Linked DNA regions of Homo sapiens: region 1 is linked to region 2. Evidence: read pairs that join two places in POLR2A ChIA-PET (ENCODE). Cell type or tissue: MCF 10A. All regions are shown on one strand. Each heading gives the region's core, and the rest is flanking DNA. Links, peaks and the distances in the headings are about the cores only.

Evidence for each region. ChIA-PET counts read pairs that join two places held together with the same protein. Peaks named below come from ENCODE experiments on the same cell type or tissue, not always from the same donor. Only the 100,000 strongest peaks of a DNase experiment are listed, where the experiment ranks them.
Region 1: POLR2A ChIA-PET joins it to region 2 with 12 read pairs; 10 of 35 experiments call an interaction of 5 or more read pairs at or near these places.

The regions. Positions count from the first base shown.
Region 1 is chr3:37,940,825-37,950,410 of GRCh38, forward strand. CTDSPL (CTD small phosphatase like) reads left to right here. Exons shown (of 8, transcript NM_001008392.2): 2 at 6,233-6,387. Among named protein-coding and RNA genes, the nearest start is that of MIR26A1, 24 kb to the right of the region's middle. In MCF 10A, for the core only: no CTCF peak of the experiment used is centred there; a DNase peak (open chromatin) is centred at 5,347.
Region 2 is chr3:37,862,162-37,871,747 of GRCh38, forward strand. CTDSPL (CTD small phosphatase like) reads left to right here. Exons shown (of 8, transcript NM_001008392.2): 1 at 1-117. The coding sequence starts at 39. Among named protein-coding and RNA genes, the nearest start is that of CTDSPL, 5.1 kb to the left of the region's middle. RefSeq lists enhancers at 981-1,482, 1,483-1,982. In MCF 10A, for the core only: no CTCF peak of the experiment used is centred there; no DNase peak of the experiment used is centred there.

The DNA of each region.
Region 1 (9,586 bases), core at 530-8,529, 78 kb after region 2:
ATGTCCACTACACTCCCCATCTGTAACTGGTGCTTTGAAGATACGGGTTCTTGCTGCTGGGCCAGCACTCTGCCTAGAAGACCAGGGAAGCATTTGGAAGGCTTCCTGTCTTGTCTTTAGAGAGGAAGGCAGTTGTCTATATGTGTACTTTAAGCTGCCCCATTCATAGACCCTCTGTAAGCCTATTGCTGGCAGATAGGAGGTCCCCAGCCCATGGGAGGGGCAAGGGAGAAATGTGTATGAGTGGGAAACAGGGTCTTAATTTGCTGGGCTGCAGTGACACCAGGGCCAGGGGCCTAGGCAGAAGCATTAGCTCTAAGGGCATATCCAGGAAAACAGAGCCACATGCTACCCTGTTCCTCCAGTGGATACACAGGGACCATGCCCCACATCTCCAGCTCTTCACAACCCTCTCCAGGGTTTCTACTCCACCCGAGTTTGTGCACAGAAATGGAGAAAGTTAAGTCTTTAACTTCTCTACCTCATCTACCTCTATCAAGGATTTCCCTTTACTCTCCCTGTGGGGTATCTGTGCCCATGGCATCTTTGTGTGCTGGGACCGGCTATGGGCATGCTTTCTTTCTATCTTTTTTTCTTTTTTTTTTTTTTGAGACAGAGTCTCACCCTGTCACCCAGGCTGGAGTGTGGTGGCGTTATGTCAGCTCACTGCAACTTGTGCCTCGGCCTCCTGAGTAGCTGGGATTACAGGGGCCCGCCACCACACTCCGCTAATTTTTGTATTCTTAGTAGAAACAGGGTTTCGCCATGTTGTCCAGGCTGGTCTCAAACTTCTGGCCTCAGGTGATCTGCCCGCCTTGGCCTCCCCAAGTGCTGGGATACAGGAATGAGCCACCGCATTTGGGCCGGGCATGTTTTCATTGACAGGGATAAGGAGGAGAAAGAGGGTGGTCCTTCAAAGCAGGCCTGCCCCGGGCTGAGCCTTGGGAAAATGGCAGCATGTTGTAGCCTATTGGGGGACCCGGCAGGGGAGACTGCTGGGTCAGCTAGCCACCTCTGTGGTCCTCCTTGCATGGTCCTCCTCAATGCTCCTTTCTGATGTACAGCTTGAGATAAGAAGTCCCTGGAACCAGATGCAGACCCAGCAGGCAGAATGCTCTGCAGAAGAGAGCTAAGCTTCAGCCCCAGAGGGAATTAAGTAAGGGGATTGGGGAGGGAGAGTGTATGCTTCCTGACCTCCACTTGAAAGCATTGTTCTTTTCCTAAGGGAAAACAGCCCCCAGCAGAGCTCACTGGGACATGCAACCCCTCCCTTTTCCTTCCCCATGTCTATATCTAATTTTTAGAGCAATTGATTAAAATCACTTCCTGAGATTTTTCTAGTTTTGCTTTCTGAATTACAGTTTATGTAACCAAGATCTGTTATAGTGAGTTGTTTCTCCTAGTTGTCAGATAGCAGAGAAAAAAATGTACGCCCGCAGAATCCAGCCTTTGATCCAGCGTTCCTGGAGAACCCTCACTCATTTATGAAGCGAAAGCTTTTATGAGACTATAATAATAAAAGCTAAAATGTATATAGCCTGGGTGTGGTGCCTCACAACTGTAAGCCCAGCACTTCGGGAGGCCGAGGCAAGCAGATCACTTGAGCTCAGGAGTTTGAGACCTGCCTGAGTAGCATGACAAGACCCTGTCTCTACTAAAAATAGAAAAATTGGCTGGGCGTGGTGGCACATGCCTATAGTCCCAGCTACTTGGGAGACTGAGGTGGGAGGATGTCTTGAGCCCCGGGGGTAGAGGTTGCAGTGAGCCAAGACTGTACCACTGTACTCCAGCCTGGGTGACAGAGTGAGACCCTGTCTTTAAAAAACAAACAAAAATTATGGAGTGCTTGCTCTATGCTAGGCACTGTTATAAGAACTCATTTAATTCTCACAACAAACCCTAAGATGGGTATTTATTATCCCCATTTTACAGATAAAGAAACTGAGGCACAAAGAAGTCACACAACTTGCCCAGGTCCTGTACTGTTGCTGGTTGAGCCAGATTTCGCACCTAGGCAAGTTGGCATTGGAGCCCACATTCCTAACCACCACACATTTTTCTAACTTGATGGGCTTTACCTGTCATGTCAAGAATTAATTGTGGGATGCAAAATCAACAGCAGAGAGACAAGTCAAAAAGCAACTGTAGTGGACCTGAGCCAGGATAGGGCAGGGACAAGGAGTTGCTAAGGATATATTTAAGAATCGATTAGGATGTCAGAACCAACAACTTAATGAGGGAAAAGGACAGATGTCTAGCTTAGGATATTGGTACCCTGAGTGAAGAGGGGAGTGGTGAGCCCCATTTAGATATGCTGAGTCGAGGCATCCAGAGGAGATGTCCAGCAGACAGGTGGATGAACTGGCCTGGCCCAAAGACACAGCTCAGTCAGACACACGTTCATTTGGGAGTTTAGTGGCCAAAGAACAAATGATCTCCATGGGGCGGTTGGCGAAGGCTTCCTGGGTGAGGTTGGCTTTGAGCCAGGCTCTGAAGAGCAGGATGCTCTGAGAAGTGGGGAAATGGGGGGAGGAGGAGTGGGAGAAGGGATGTCAGTGTGATGAGGAGTCTACCATGGAGGAAGCTAGGGAGTAAGGTGGGCAGGTGCTGGGTTTGGATAAGGGAGGTTATCAGGGAAAAGTGACAGAAAACTTTGGAATGACTTTTGATGACTCCTTCCTCCTAAGTCTGATTTTTAAAAATGAAAATCGTTACGGAATATTTTAGACTGACGTTCATAGTTGCTACTCCCTCCTTTGCTCTTCCAAAGTAATTTCTTAAAACCAATGTTATGGGGAGATGTATGCATTCAACTATCTTTAATATCCTAAAAGACCTTGTTCTTGGATACCTGGGCCACCAGGAGACCTCTCATGTGTCTTATCAGTGGAAACGTAAAGGGGGCAAGCGAGGAAAGGTGGTGAGAGGTAAAGTCTTGGTCAAAGCAGAGAAGCAACAAGACCCCTTTTGTGTGTACAAGGAGGATGAGCGGTGGAGCTGGATGCCAGATGAGAAAGCCAGCAGGAGCGTTCTACTGGGAAAAGGACACTTCTTTGGTACCTTCTTTTCACATGGGCCTCCTCCGGTTTTGAGTTTGGTGGGTATGTTCATTCTTGTTGATATCATAGACCAGGAGTGGCTGTGGGCCGTGACAGTAGCCACATTGCTTCTGCAAGGCTGAGAACACTGCTGTTGCCTGGTTTGTGTCATAGGCTTGGAGTGTAGAAGCGTACGAATTAGGCTGAAGGTTGAGAATTAGAAGGAGGATATGGTTTAGAAATAGCACAAAGTTGCCAAAAGACAGTTTAACAAGACTGTTTACTCCCCCCCCATTATTAGAGCAATACATAATTACCAGAAAACATTTGGAAAATGTGGAAGAAATGTAAACACTTATGGTCTGACAATTAATTACTGTTAACCTTTTGACATATTTCTTGCAAATCTTTTCTCAATTATAATCTTTTTTAGTTTGCTTTGCTTAGTTATGATCAAGTCAGATATACAATAATATATATTAACTTTTTCACCTAATGTTATGACGTCAACATTTGTCCATTAAACTGAATTTTTATTTCATGTGTCAACCAAAACTCTCTTACCAGTTTATGAGCAAATCAAGGACCTTCTGGATGATAGCTGGGGGAGAGAAGTAGCAGCTGGGGCTGGAAGGCAGTAGGGTCATTAGTCCAGAGCACCCACGTCTGGAGCCCTATTCAGGAACAAGTGAATGCTGAGGGTGGGTGAGGCCAGTGCTGATACTGAGGAAATCCTTCCATTTACCCTTCCCACTTCTCCTATTCTGAGAGTTCTAGACCAATCCAAGAGTGATTAGAAAATTAGCCACTGAGCCTCCAAGAGGTTCCTGCAGGCCCTAGAACTAACCTTATTTGAAAGGAAGAATCCTGGAACCTCCCACAGCTGTGAAAATGAAACCACTTTGGCTGCTTCACTCTTTATACAGAGAAGGAAAGACCTGGGTAAGCTCCCTTTCCCTGTCTGGAGGCACGATGGCCTCCCAGGTGTTCAGATAACTAATTTACTGACTCCGTTAGCAGTGTGTAGCTTCTGTACAGTAAGTAATCATGTGGTAGAAATTATGAATAGTGTACTGGTTCCAAGTTTATGAATTTTTTAGTATGTAAGTTCATTTGTTAATTAGTTAGTTAGTTAGTTATGGGGAAAGTTCGTGTGATCCAAGGATGAAAATAGGACCTGGGAAGGTGCTTTCTGCAGACTGCTCAGTGTCTCTGAGACATGAACAAATAGCTTGTTTACTTGCAGAGGAATGTGCTATCAGCCAGGGAAAAGATTTTTTTTTCCCCCTGACTAAATTATCTGGGTGTGGCATAAAAATTAAAACACCCAGAGTAACAATGAAATGGTTTAACGAATCATTTATATTAAATACAAGTTTATTGCAATGCTTTTCTCTCCCTATTTGGCATGTTCCACCTTCTTAATCTAACCTAAGTTGTTTCAAGATTGTATTCAGCATGGCACATGGGGAAATCACACACTTTGGAAACAGGCCCACTTGGGTTTGAATCTGGCAAAGGAACCGACACAATCCTGCTGTATTTTCTCAATAGTTGTATTTTCTCAGCAGTAAGGTGGAAGCAGTAAACCTATCTCCTTAGGAGTATGTGAGATGAGGTTTGTGAACTATCGGGACCTACAGGGTTGGCCCTTGGTAAACAGTGATTATTATCTCTTCCCACACTGCCACTTAGGTGGCCCGCATGCCTGGCGGTCCCAATGGCCTGGTCTGGCCTGACCTGCCTTTGAAATGAGACGCCTGAAATGAGATGGCTGGTACTCTATGACAGGCACCCAAGGATCCTTGAGGAAGATAAAAACAGCCAGCTTTCTCAGAGATTTATGGTTCTGAAGCTCATCTTTAGTAAGTGTGGATCTTAAATTCATACTTACTGGGCCATTTGCCCAAACCTAGGGTAGAAACCATTCATATCTGTGGAGTTGCTGGAATAACAGCTTTTCAGTCCCTTTTCAGAATTTCCATCTGAATGCACTTAGTTTTGCTGCTGGCAGAAGAGCACCCCCAAAACATTCAGCAAAGGTTTTGTGATCTCTTGGGAGGAACTAGGTGTTACACAAATCACTCGTAAGTGCACAAAAAGAGGAATTGTGCCAGAATTGCTTTTTGGGAGAAGAGATAAGCTCCAACAGTTATCATGTGGACTTAAATCATTTCCTGCTCTGGCAATTTTCCCATTAATCCTAAGCATGGTCCCTTGCCTGCGGCCTCTTCTCAGTGCACCACTGATCCGCCCAGGCATGGCATGTGGTGGGACAGTCCCGGCTGCATTCCCAGGCAAATACTCCTGCCCCTCAAAGTTGTCAGTCCTCCCCTGAGGGGTGTTTTTCATCTATACTAATTTTCACCTTTTATTCCTGACTTGTGGCAGCTTGTCGTGAGCCTTGGATAAACAGAAAGGATGTGTCACTCCCTCCAGTGCCTTAGTTCAGAGCAGGCCAGGGCACAGTATTGCCCTGGATCTCGTGAAGATGGGCTTTGCCCTGGCTGGCCCTACTTGGGCAGGAACATGTGTTCTCCATCCAACATCTCCTGCTGTTTATGTTTTTTAAGTGTAAAGGAAGCCTTCAGCCCTAAGCTCTGTGGATCCAGGCCCCCACCAACTTCTTGACAAACTCTTGGCGAGTTTAAGCAGGCGGTTCTTTTGTGCCTTTACATATCTCATTTCTTAACCCACGAAGTTAGTCATTTCCATAGTGAGCAGGGGATGTCCAAGAACCTAGATTCAAAGTGATTATTTGTTGGTATCCATAATGGAGAGATGCTTCCCAGGGAGTGTCAAGTCGATTTGTGCCTGAGAAGATGTTTGTTTTGAAGTAGTGCTTGGTGCAGGGTGGGAATACTTCATCTGCTAGGTTCAGGAATGCAGATGGGGACTGACCCTGTGGGTGGGTCAGTTAATAAGCAGGCAGCCCCTGCTGGGCTGAGGTCAAAGGGATCCTGTCCAGCCAGAGGGATTGGACTCCATCAACTAGCTGGCTCCTGGGATTCTCACATTTGATTCACAGTTCTTTAGAGTAACTTCCAGGAGCCCCTCATCTTCTCCTGCTGAGCAGGCCCTCAGGGCTGGAATCTGGGGTCTGGGGGGCAACTGCACACTCAGATTTTTGCATTATATTACAACTATCAGTACATGCTGCAGTTGGCCATAGTGTGCTCTGTTTCTGTTTCCAGCCTCCCAGTGCAACGTCAGCTTAAAGAAGCAGAGGAGCCGCAGCATCCTTAGCTCCTTCTTCTGCTGCTTCCGTGATTACAATGTGGAGGCCCCTCCACCCAGCAGCCCCAGTGTGCTTCCGCCACTGGTGGAGGAGAATGGTGGGCTTCAGAAGGTCAGTACTGGTGAGGAACTGTGCCCTCCATAAAACTGCAGCAGTGGCATCTCTGTCCCATCCTTGATGAATATCCTTAAGAAGAATATGCAGAGCCAGGCGTGGTGGCTCACGTCTGTAATATCAGCACTGAGGTCAGGAGTTTGAGACCAGCCTGGCCAATATAGTGAAACCCCATCTCTACTAAAAATACAAAAAATTAGCTGGGCGTGGTGGCAGGCGCCTGTAATCCCAGCTACTAGGGAGGCTGAGGCAGGAGAATCGCTTGAACCTGGGAGGCGGAGGTTGCAGTGAGCCAAGATCCCGCCATTGCACTCTAGCCTGGGCAATAAGAGCGAAACTATGTCTCAAAAACAAAAAACAAAAAGAAAAGAATATGTGATAGTATGTGTACAGCCATTTACTTAAAGATTTGAAATTACCAAGAAAAGTAACCTTTTTTGATAAAGGATATCTCATTTAGCAACTAAGGATTATATTTGATGGGAGTTACATTAGTCACTTCACATTTTTATAACATTCTCTCTTGGGAAGTTGAATGCATGAAACAGTTAAACAACCAGTAGCAGACTCACAAATAGATAAAAAGAGAAACAGACATAGAGAAGAGCTAGCAATAAAATAATTGAGTGTAACTACCTTGTTTAATAACAAACATGTTATATATTCTTTTGTATGTATCAAATAAAATATGTCAGATTGTCACAATAGGTCAAAAACCAAAATCTACCCACATGCTAACACAGATCTGAAACAAAGTTACTCAGAACAGTTAGAAGTATAAGGATGAGGCCAGGCATGGTGGCTCACGCCTGTAATCCCAGCACTTTGGGAGGCCAAGGCGGGCAGATCACCTGAGGTCAGGAGTTAGAGACCAGCCTGGCCAACATGGCGAAACCCCTTCTGTAGCAAAAATACAAAAATTAGCCAGGCATGGTGGTGGGCACCTGTAATCCCAGCTACTCGGGAGGCTGAGGCTGGAGAATCGCTTGAACCTGGGAGACGGAGGTTGCAGTGAGCCAAGATCACGCCACTGCACTCCAGCCTGAGTGACAAGACTGAAACTCCATCTCAAAAAAAAAAATATATGTATATATGTATAAGGAATAAGGATGAGCGAAGAGACCTCATACAAATATAAATTAAAAGAAAACAAGGGTTACAATATTAATCTCAGTCAAAATGGAATTTCAGGAAAAATCACTGAAAGAAGATTATTCATTATGAAGATAGTTGACATTTGAGGACACAAAAGTCATAAAACTTTATGTTCCAAATAACATGAGCAAAGGACACAAACAGGTAATTCACAAAATAAGAAATATGGTTCAGTCTTGTTGATATCATAGACCAGGAGTGGCTGTGGGCGGTGGCAGTAGCCACATTGCTTCTGCAAGGCTGAGAACACTACTGTTGCCTGGTTTGTCTCACAGGCTTGGAGTGTAGAAGCATAGGAATTAGGCTGAAGGTTTTCATATGGTCAAACATACGAAAAAATAAGAAAAATGTTGCACATATAAATACATGAAAAATATTTAACATGTTTAATAATGGAAGAAATGCAAACTAAATAATGAGAGACCATTTTCCAGCTTTCTTTTTTTTTTTTTTTTTTTTTTTGAGACGGAGTCTCGCTCTGTCGCCCAGGCCGGACTGCGGACTGCAGTGGCGCAATCTCGGCTCACTGCAAGCTCCGCTTCCCGGGTTCACGCCATTCTCCTGCCTCAGCCTCCCGAGTAGCTGGGACTACAGGCGCCCGCCACCGCGCCCGGCTAATTTTTTGTATTTTTAGTAGAGACGGGGTTTCACCTTGTTAGCCAGGATGGTCTCGATCTCCTGACCTCATGATCCACCCGCCTCAGCCTCCCAAAGTGCTGGGATTACAGGCGTGAGCCACCGCGCCCGGCCATTTTCCAGCTTTCTACTTATCAAAGATATTTTTAAACACAATATTTGGTTTTAGCATGGAGTGGTAGGAGGGAGGATAGAGAATGTAAATAAGTTGCTGGTAACAATGTTAATTGATGACACCTTTCTGGAGGAAAATTTGGCAATATCATCTTAAAGCCTTAAAAATATCCCTATTTGTTGATGCAGGCAGTTCCCCTTTATGGACATAATTATGAATGTGCAAAGATTTAACCATGAGGTACCATCCAGCATAGATTATAATACCGAAAAATTATAAGCAACCCGATGTTCAACAACAGGCAGTTGGTTAAAAAAACTATAGAATAAATATGCAATCAAATAGCATACAGCCCTTCAAAATGATATGTCGTAAATATTGCTGATATAAAGAAATGGATAGAGTGTCTCTCTTGTTCTCTCACACACATACACATACAAGCATTTATAAGACTAGAAGGATGGATGCCGAAATATGAAGAGGTTATCTCCTATTGCTCACACTGGTGGAATTATAGCTAGGATTTTCTCCTTCCCTCTGTACTTCCCTCAGTTTTCATAAAATCAGCTTAAATTACTTTTATGATTTAAAAAATTATTTTAAAACCACATGTGGATGTATAGAAGGGAATTCTGGGAAGATGACAGCCTGAGCAGATGGCTCTATTAAAATTCCCTCCCAGGATAAACCCAGGTGGGCCTGCTGGTGGAGCCTGGAAAGTGCATTAAGGCCCCCAGTTTTCCTGACACCTTCAGGGTAGAGAGCAGGCACAGGATTTATTCTCTCTGGTACTCAGTAAGAAGCAGGGAACCGCCAACAGAGGAAAATGCTTACGTGTCCCTGAGTCCTTGGACAAACACTCGAATGTATAGTCCCATGAGGTCAACTAGCCAGAAGGAGCTGGCGGATCGCCTTGGAAAGAGCTCGCACTGCCCACACAATGTGTGTGGTCCTTGGAGGGGCTGCCCTGGTGAGCTGGATTGCTTCCAGTGCTTGTGCCTTGGAGGAGCCAGTAGTATAGGGGCTTTCTTAGTCTCTGAGGTTTGTTAACTTGGGCTCTGCTGGGCCATGAAAACAGCACTCCTTGCTGGGCCTTGCAGTACTCCCTCATTTGCCACTTCCCAGAGAGCCTCATAGACTGACCTGCACAGACACTAAGGGAACACACAACCTGGTGCAAGCAAAGAAAAATGCAGCCTCCACTGAGAAAGTCCAAGTTGGAAAAACTGTAATGAGACTCCCACTGAGGTAAAACTAATGGAAGAGATGGAAGAGAACTGTAACGGACAA
Region 2 (9,586 bases), core at 905-8,904:
GGGGCCGGGCCTGCGGGCGGCCGCCGCGCCGCGCACCCATGGACGGCCCGGCCATCATCACCCAGGTGACCAACCCCAAGGAGGACGAGGGCCGGTTGCCGGGCGCGGGCGAGAAAGGTGAGGAGGGGCGCAGGCGGCCGCGGGCTGGGGGCGAGCGCACACCCCGCGCCGCTGGAGTTCACTGCCGGGCGCCGGCATGGGCCTGGGGGAGGGGTGCACAGGGCCCGGAGGGTGCGTGGGTGTGGGGTGCGCCCGGAGGAGAGCGAGGCTGCCAGAGTGCGTGTGCCGACTGAGCCAGTGTGAGTGTGCAGGGGCTGGCGGAGAGACTGGGAGCGAGTGTGTGTGCATCTAACCGGGAGGTTGTGAGTTTGTGTGCGCGCACGCCCGCAGAGAAGTTGTGAGCCTGTGTGTGCACCTAACACAGAGGTTCTAAGTGTGTGCACTTGTATGTGTGTGTGCACACGCGGACAGAGTGATTGTAAGGATATGTGTGCACCTCACAGAGAGGTTGTGAGATTGTAAGGGTTTGCGCACCTAACGGAGATGTTGTGAGTGCTTTTTTTCCTGACAGGCTGTGAGTTTGTGTTGTGTGTATTAGAGGTTTGTATGGGCCTGACTGAGGGGTTGTGGAATGTGTGTGCGTGAGCATGAGCCTGGAGAGGTTCTATGCCTGTTCACTCCTGACAGAGTTTGTGAGTGTGTATGATTGTGTGACTACACCACCCAACTGGCGGATTGAATGTGTTGTATACATCTACTGGGAGGGCGTGTGTGTGTGTAAATTGTATACAATGAGGCTGTGTGCATCAGTGCACCTAACCACGAACCTGTGTGTACAGATGTGTGTGCCTTCCTGTGTATCAGACAATGAGGCCATGTGTCTGGGTGTGTTTAGTTGGTTGTGCAAGTGCTGGAGTCTGGGGGGGAGAAGAGGCAGTTCGGAGCCATCCCCGCTTTCTCCCTTCTCCACTCTTTGCTGTCTCCGGGCCACCAGCATGTTGGGAGGACTTACAAGGCCTGGCCCTTCCAGGGCCCTTTTAGGACCCAGCTTTAAAGGGCACTTGTGGATCCCTTATAGTGCCAGGAGTGTCCCCTCCCAGAGAGCTGGCCAAGGGCTCAGCCAGCACTGTGCTTCTGTGCCTGATTTGATTTTGGCACATTTTGACCCCAGCCCCCCATTCTGTTTCCTTTTTGTCCTTTCTCTTGGTGTCTGTGTTCCCACTTAGAGACTTGGCGTGTCCCCCTCTCTTGCATGCCTGGAACTTTCTGTGCCTCTAGTGTGTTGGGACTTGGACAGACTGTTTTGAAGGGTCAAGGAATCTGGCTTCTTTTGTTCTGGTGACTAAAGCTTGCCTCATTCTCTTCCTGTCCTGCGCCTCGTGAACACCTGGACTGAGGTCAGGTGCAGCCCACCAGGACCCCTGACCCCTCTCCAGGCCGGAGCTGGCCACAGCCGGCTTTGGGGATGAGTCAGATTTCTTTCTAGGGGCTCCCACCTTTGCTGTGCCAGTGGGTGAGGTGTGCAGCCCCTGCTAGAAATCTGCGTGGGAGTGAGGGGAATATTCTGCCTCTCCTCAGGCAGAGGCCACTGGGCAAGCCCGTCAGAAAAACGGAAGGAACCAGCAGGTACCCTCAGGTTGGGCATTTGTCAACCTGTTTGCAGTTTCGTAGACCACAAACATTGTATGTGTCTGCAGACTGGATTTCTTTTATGTAAAATAAAGAATTCAAACTCTCTCAGGCATTTTTCTGTGCCTTTCAGATGGTCTAAAAAATTCTGCAAGAGAGTGCTCCAGGTAAATCCCCGTATTTCTCTGGGACCCAAGTGGGCAGCTGCTTGGTGATCTGGACTTCCTGCCATAGGGGCTGTTAGTTCTTGGAGCCCTGGCTGGGTGTGTGCCCTCAGGGAGCGTTTGGTTGGAGGCATCAAGGAGGTTTGCTTCCTGTGCTCCTTACCAGCTGTGGATTGAGTGCTTTGTGTGATGCTTTGCCAGAGAGAATCCACAGCTCTTTGAGGAGAGGTGTGGCACAAAGCAGGGAAATATTTGTCAGAGCCTCAGACCTCCTGCTGCCCCCCACCTGACTCCAGGAGCAGGAGCAGGAGCTCTGCCAACTTTCCCTTTTCCTCTAGGTGCTAGGATTTTTAAAACAAAGAATCAATCTATCCAAAATCCAAACCATGTACAAATACTCCAGGATAGTGCTTGTTCTATTCAACTTGTTTACATTACTTTTCATGACAATCTTTTATTATCTTTAGCAGCCTATTTTGTTTGCCAGTGTCAGATTGGTTGTTTGTTAACCGATTAGAGGAATTCTTTACCTGCAGCCCTGGGGTGGGGTGGTTGGCTAGTAGGTCCTTCTTGCTGAAGCATTGAAATCCTACTCAATTTAGTTCTTCACTTTAAAAAATGGAAATAATTTTGGTTACCTATAATGTCGCAATAAACTCTAGAGTCAAATGTTGGAATAATTTCTTCAGATTTATAAACCAGTAAACCGGTTCAGCAATGTTTCTAGCTTAAGCATGTTGATATCTTCAGATGGGCACATAAAATTATGTAAAATACATTTTTACATAATTTTACATTATGTAAAAATGTATTTTACATAATTTTATTTTGAGATAATTATTTTGTTTTAAAAATATTGGGCCTGGAATATTTTAAATATTTAAGTTTTATAATAGGGAAGAAACTATTGCTTTTACATGTTTACTTTCATCATTTATTCTGTAAAATAGGAATAGTAATGACTACCTCTGGGGTGTGACCTGAGGGTTCAAAGAGATGATGTACATTAAAGACTCTGCCTGGTTCACCACTGTGTCATGATTCCATAAATCTTTCTTTAGATACAGATTTACAAAGGAAGTACTAAGCATGGGCTGTGGTGTTTTGCACCAAGTTGAATTACTTCTTGACACATTGCCACGTGGTGGTGCACAACTCAGAGATGACTGTCACTGTCAGCCTGGCCTGTCACAGAATGCTCATATCTTACAGTTGTGTTTGATTTGGTTGATAATGTCAAGATAAAGAGACAAATTTCCCTGTAAGTTTAACTCAGCCTACTTTGCAATCTGGAAATTTCCTCTTACACATTAATAGGAAAATGTCCAACAGTACAGTAGAAAAGTGGACAAGAGTTAGGAACAAGAAAGTCGTAGAGGAAGAAATCTGAATGGCCAATAAATATATGAAATTGTGCTCTACTTCATGTGAAACCTTTTCATGCATCAGCTTGGTTAAACATTTAAATGACTGCCAATGTTCAAAGTAGACAAAGGTTTGGAAAATGACTTAATAGACTTTTGTGAGAGAATAAAGTGAGTACAGAGTTTTTAGAGAGTAATTTAATACTGAATCAATTAGGAACACATTTGGCTGCAAGTAACAGAAAACCAGATTTACTGCAGCTTAAACCAATAGGAGTTTATTCTTCCCACATAATAAGCTGTCTGAGGTAGGCTGCTGATAGCTTTTTCAGCAACTCATTGATACCAGGGCCAACATCATAGTGATTCTCCTGGTTTTCCCTCATGTTATAGCATGGCTGCCACCCTTCCAAACACCACAGCCACCTTTAGGGCTGGAAAAAGAGTGCCAGTCTTGTGTATTCCTTTTACCTGGAAAGCAGAAACGCAAAAACATTCCTAGGGACCACCCAGAAAACTTTGCTGATGTTTAATTGGCCAGAACCAGGCCACATGGCTACCCCTTGCTGCAAACAGAGTGAGGAAAGTGAGTTTCCAGCTTTTAAACCAGCCTTTGCTGTGGGAGGCAGGAGGGGAGAAGATTGAAAATAGGTGGGAACAGGTATTGGTTCAGCCAAACAGCAGTATTGACCACACATTGAAAGCTCCTGTTCTACTTCTGAGTTTCTGTTCTAGAGAAATAACCTCATTTGTGCTCAAAGAAACATGTACAAGGATTTTCACTTAATGGCTACATTGCTTGCAATAGCAAGTATTAGAACCATCCTAAGTGTCAGTAGGTGAATGGTTAGGCTATGATACATCATTAGCAGAATACTGTGAGGCAGTTGAAAAGAATGAGCTAAATTAAATCTAAACATACAGATAGGTGAATTTTCAAGACATTTTAAAGCAGGAAAAATTTTGAAGAACAGTATAAACAGTATGGTTCCTACCTTTGTAAAAAAAAAATCACACATACACACAACTGTATATTTGTTTAGAAATACAGAAAAAGTAATATGGAAGGAAATAAGCTGACAACAAATATTCCTCTGGGAGAAGACTGGACAACAAAGATTCCTCTAGGGAGAGGAAACTTTGCCTTTTGTTTAAATATTAATGAAATATACTCATTTTACAGATGAAATTTTTTAACTAAAAAAAGAAATTTCCCATAGCTCTTTGAAGGGAAAGAAATAATTTGAGGGAATTGAACAATAATAAAACCAAAAAAATCTCAATTAGTATGCAGTATTAGCAAGAACATATCAATGACATCTAAACAGTTAATTATTTTGTAAGCTAATATGTGTCCTTGATGAGATTTCTGCAGGAAAATTTGTTTGGGCAGATATTTTTGCCTAAGGTGCTAGGTGTGTTTCCTTTAAATGTTTGTAATACTCAGTGTTAATTCAGAAACTTTAAGCTTTGGGCTGCTAACAAAATTATAGCAAAGAGAAGACTTTTGGAAGCAATAATTATTTCAGATGACAGAAGCAGATTTATAGTAGATTCAGACTAACTTTTTTATATTAAACTTTTTATTTGGAGATAACTGTAAATTTACATGCAGTTTTAAGAAGTCACAGAGACTTTCTATGCCCTCTACCCGGTTTCTCTTATTACTGACATCTTGTAAAACTGTATAGTATCACATCAGGATGTTGACATTGATATAGTCAAGGTATAGAAAAATTTCATCATCAGGAGGATCCCTCCTGTTGCCCTTCAGAGTCACACTGCTTCCCTCCCATGCCCACCCTGCTCCATATCCCACTGGTGACCACTAATCCACTCTACATTTCTAAAATTTTATCTTTTTAGGAACATTATCTAAATGGAATCAAACAGTATGTGATCTTTTGGAATTGCTTTTTTTCACTCAACATAATTATCTGGAGATTCATCCAGGTTGTTCCTTGTATTAATCTTTTTTTTTAAATTGCTCAATTGTATTCCATGACATGGATATACCACAGTTTGTTTAACCATTCACGCTTTGAATGATCTGTACATTGTTTCTAGATGTTGAGTATTATGAATAAAGCTGCAATAAACATTGGTATACATGTTTTTGTTTGAACCTAAGTCTTCATATCTCTGGGATAAATGCCCAGTGTGCAATTGCTGGATCATATGGTAGTTGCATGTTTACTTTTTAAAGAAACTGCCAAACTGTTTTCTTGAGTAAATGTAGCATTTTACATACCCACCAGCAATGTATAAGTGATCCAGTTTCTCTGCATCCTCACCAGCATTTGGTGTTGTCACTGTTTTTAAAAATTTTTATTTTGAAATAATTATAGACTCGAAAGAAGTTGCAAAAATAATACAGAGAGGTCCCATGTACCCATCACCTAGTGTCCCCTAACGCTAACGTCTTATATAATTGTATATTTCATTATCAAAACCAGGAAATTGACATTGGCAAATACAGTTGTTTAGACTACAGACCTTACTCACATTTCACCAGTTTTTGCATGAATTCATTTTTTGTAGCTTTATGCATCTTTAACACATTTATGTTTGTATAGCCACCATCACAAGCTACAGAACTCGTTTGTCACCACAAAGGAACTCCTTTGAGTTACCTTTTTCATTTCTTTTTTAAAAACTGATATATAATATTTGTACATTTTTCTGAGGTACATATGATATTTTATATGCATAGAATAGTGTAATGATCAAGTCAGGGTATTTAGGGTATCCATCACCTTGAGTAATTATCACTTCACTATTTTTCATATTAGCCATTCTGATATGTGGTGGTAGCTTATTACGGTTTTAATTTGCATTTCCCTGATGGCTAATGATGTTGAACATCTTTTCATGTGCTTATTTTTCTTCTATATATCTTCTTTGATGAGCTGTCCCTTCATGTCTTTTGCCCATGTTCTAATTGGATTTTTTTAAACCGTCAAGTTTTGAGAATTTTTATATATTATAGATATTAGTCCTTTTTCAGATATGTGGTTTGCAAGTATTTCTTCTAGCCTATAGCTTGGCTTTTCATCCTCTAAAGAGCCTTTTTCAGAGCAAAAGTTTTAAATTTTGATAAGGTGCAATATATAAATATTTCCTTTTATTGATTGTGCTTTTGGTGTCAAATCTAAGAACTCTCTGCCTAGCACTAGATCCCGAAGGTTTTCTCCTACGCTTTTTCCAAGTTTTATAATTTTACATTAAATTTAAGTTCATGATCCATTCTGAGTCCATTTTTTAATAAGGCGTGAAACTTTGGTTTGGTTTTTTGTCTCTGAGTGTCTGGTTGCTTCAGCTACATTTGTTGAAAAAGTTATCTGTCCTTCCTCCTTTGAATTTCTTTTGCATCTTTGTCAAAAATTAGTTGGGCATATTTATGTGGGTCTGTTTCTGGGTTTATTTATTTTGTCCCACTGATCTATATGTCCATCCCCCTGCCTATACTATATAATCTTGATTTCTGTAGCTAAATAATAAGTCATGATATAGAGTAGACTGATGCTTCCAACTTTTGTTCTTTTTCAAAATTGTTTTAGCTGTTCTAGTTTTGTTGCCACATTATGTAAATTTTACAATACTCTTGTCTATATCTACAAATATCTTCCTGAGATTTTGATAGGAATTTAATTAAACCTGTGTATCAATTTGAGGAGAACTGACATCTTTTCTAGATTAAGTCTTCCAATCCATGAACACAGTACGTCTCTCTATTTATTTAGATCTTTGATTCTGCCATTAGGCTTTCAGCATACAAGTCCTATTAATATTTTATTAGATTTACATCTGAGTGTTCTTTTTAAACTATACATATTTTAATTGATACATCATAGTTTTACATATTTATAGGGTATATAATCATATAAACACATTGCGTAGTGATCAGATCAAGGTAATTAGCATATCCATCATCTCAAACATTTATCATTTCTTTGTGTTGGGCGCATTTATTATCCTCCTTTTAGTTATTTAAAACTATATAGTATTGTTGCCCATAGTTATCCTACAATGCTGTAGAGTGTTTATTTTTTAAGCGACTATCAATTGTATTTATTTTTTATTTTGGTGCCCACGTGTTCAGTGCTAACATGCAGACATACAAAAGATTTTTGAATACTTATCTTGTATCCTATGACCTTGCTGAGCTCACTTATTAGTTGTAAGAGGCTTTTTATAGATTCCCTGAAGTCCTTCACATAGACAAACGTGTCATCAAATAAGAACACTTACATGTCTTCATTTCTGACTTGTATGCCTTTTATTTCTTTTTCTTGCTTTATTGCACTGACTAGAACTTTAGCAGTATGTCGAACAAGAGTAGTGAGAATGGACATCCTTGTCTTGGTCCCAGTCTTAGGGGGAAACCATTCAGTATTTTATCATTAGTATAATGTCAGCTGTAGGTTTTTTAATAGAAGTCTTTAACAGGTTGAGGAAGTAACCTTCTAATTCAATTTTTCTGAGAGTTTTTAATCAAGAATGAATGTTAACTTTTGTCTTATGCTTTTTCTGCAACAATTAGTCTAATCATGTGATTTTTCTCCTTTAGTCTGTTAATGCGATAGATTAAACTGATTTTTGAATATTGAACCAGACTTGCGTCCATGGAATGAACCTTACTTGGTTGTGGTGTATAATTCTTTCTATATATTGATGAATTCTATTTGCTAATATTTTGTTAAGGATTTTTTTGTCTGTAAGTGATGTTGGTCTGCAGTTTTCTTTTTTTGTGTTGTCTTTATCTGGTTTGGTATCAGTGTTACCTCTCTTTTGTATTCTGGAAGAGATTGTGTAGAATTGGTGTGAATTTTCCAGTGAAATCATCTGGGCCTGGACGTTTTTTCGGAGGGATGGGGGTTGGGGGGAATTTTTAAACTACAGATTGAATTTTCTTAATAGTTATAGAGCTATTTAAATTATCTCTTTCAGATTGGGCAACTTGGGTAGTTTTTTGTTTTTCTGAGATTTGAGTCATTTCATCTAAGTTGTCAAATTTGTGTGTATAGAGCTATTCATAGCATTTTTCCCTTATTACCTTTTTGATGCCTGCAGAATCTGTAGTGTTATGCCCTGTTTCATTCCTGATGTTGACAATGTGTGTCCTCCATCTTATTTTTTGTGTGTCAATCTTGCTTGAGGTTTCTCAATTTTCTTATTCTTTACAAATAACCAGTTCTTTGTTGCATTGATTTTTAAAATTGCTTCTGTTTTCAACTTTGTTGATTTCTGTTCTTATCTTTATTTCCTTACTTCCGCTTTATTTGGGTTTATTTTGCTCTTCTTTTTCTAGGTTCTTGAAGGGGCACTTAGATGAATGATTTGAGGCTTTCTCCCTTTCCTAATTTATGCATTTAGTGCTACAAGTTTCTCTCTCAACACTACCTTAGCTGTGTCCCACGAATTTTGATATTTTGCAATTTTGGTTTTCATTCAGTTCAATACTTTTTAAAAATATACTTTATTTTTAAAAGCAGTTTTAGGTTCTCAGCCATATTGAGCAGAAAGCACAGAGAATTTCCATATATTCCCTGACTGCACAGATGCATAGCTCCCCATACTATCAACATCCCACACCAGAGTGGCCCATTTATTACAATTGATAAACCTGTGTTGACATGTCATTATCACCCAAGGTCCAAGAACATAAGGGTTCACTCCTGGGGTTTTATATTCTATGAGTTTGTACAAATGTATAATTACATATACCTACCATTATAGTATTATACAGAATAATTTCATTGCCCTAAACATCCTCTGTGCTCCACTTATTCATCTCTCTCTCCCCTGCCCAATCCCTGGCAACCACTGATCTTTTTACTGTCACCATAGATTTGCCTTTTCTAGAACGTCATATACTTGGAATCATATAGTATGTAGCCATTTCAGATTTGCTTCCTTCACTTAGTAATATGCATTTTCATTTCCTCCATGTCTTTTCATGGCTTGTTAACTTATTTCTTTTTAATACTGATTAATATTTCATAGTCTGTATGTACCACAGTTTATCCATTCACCTACTGAAGGGCATGTTGGTTGCTTCCAAGTTTTAGCCCTTATGAATAAAGCTACTATAAACATATGTGTGCAGGTCTTTGTGTAGATTTAAGTTTTCAGCTCTTTAGGGTAAATACCAAGGAACATGATTGCTGGTTTGTATGGTAAGAGTATTTTGTTGTTTTGTAAGAAACTGCCAAACTGTGTTCCAAAGTGGCCCTACCATCTTTAGCTTTCAGAAGTTTAGTTATGATATGTCTTGGCATGGATTTCTTTTAGCTTATTCTGTTTGCAGTTCATTCTGCTTCTTGGTTTATGTCTTTGCTAAACTGGGGGAGTTTTCAGGCATTATTTTCTTGAGTACTTTTTCAGCTCTGCTCTTTCTCTTCTCCTTCTGAGACTATGATGACATAA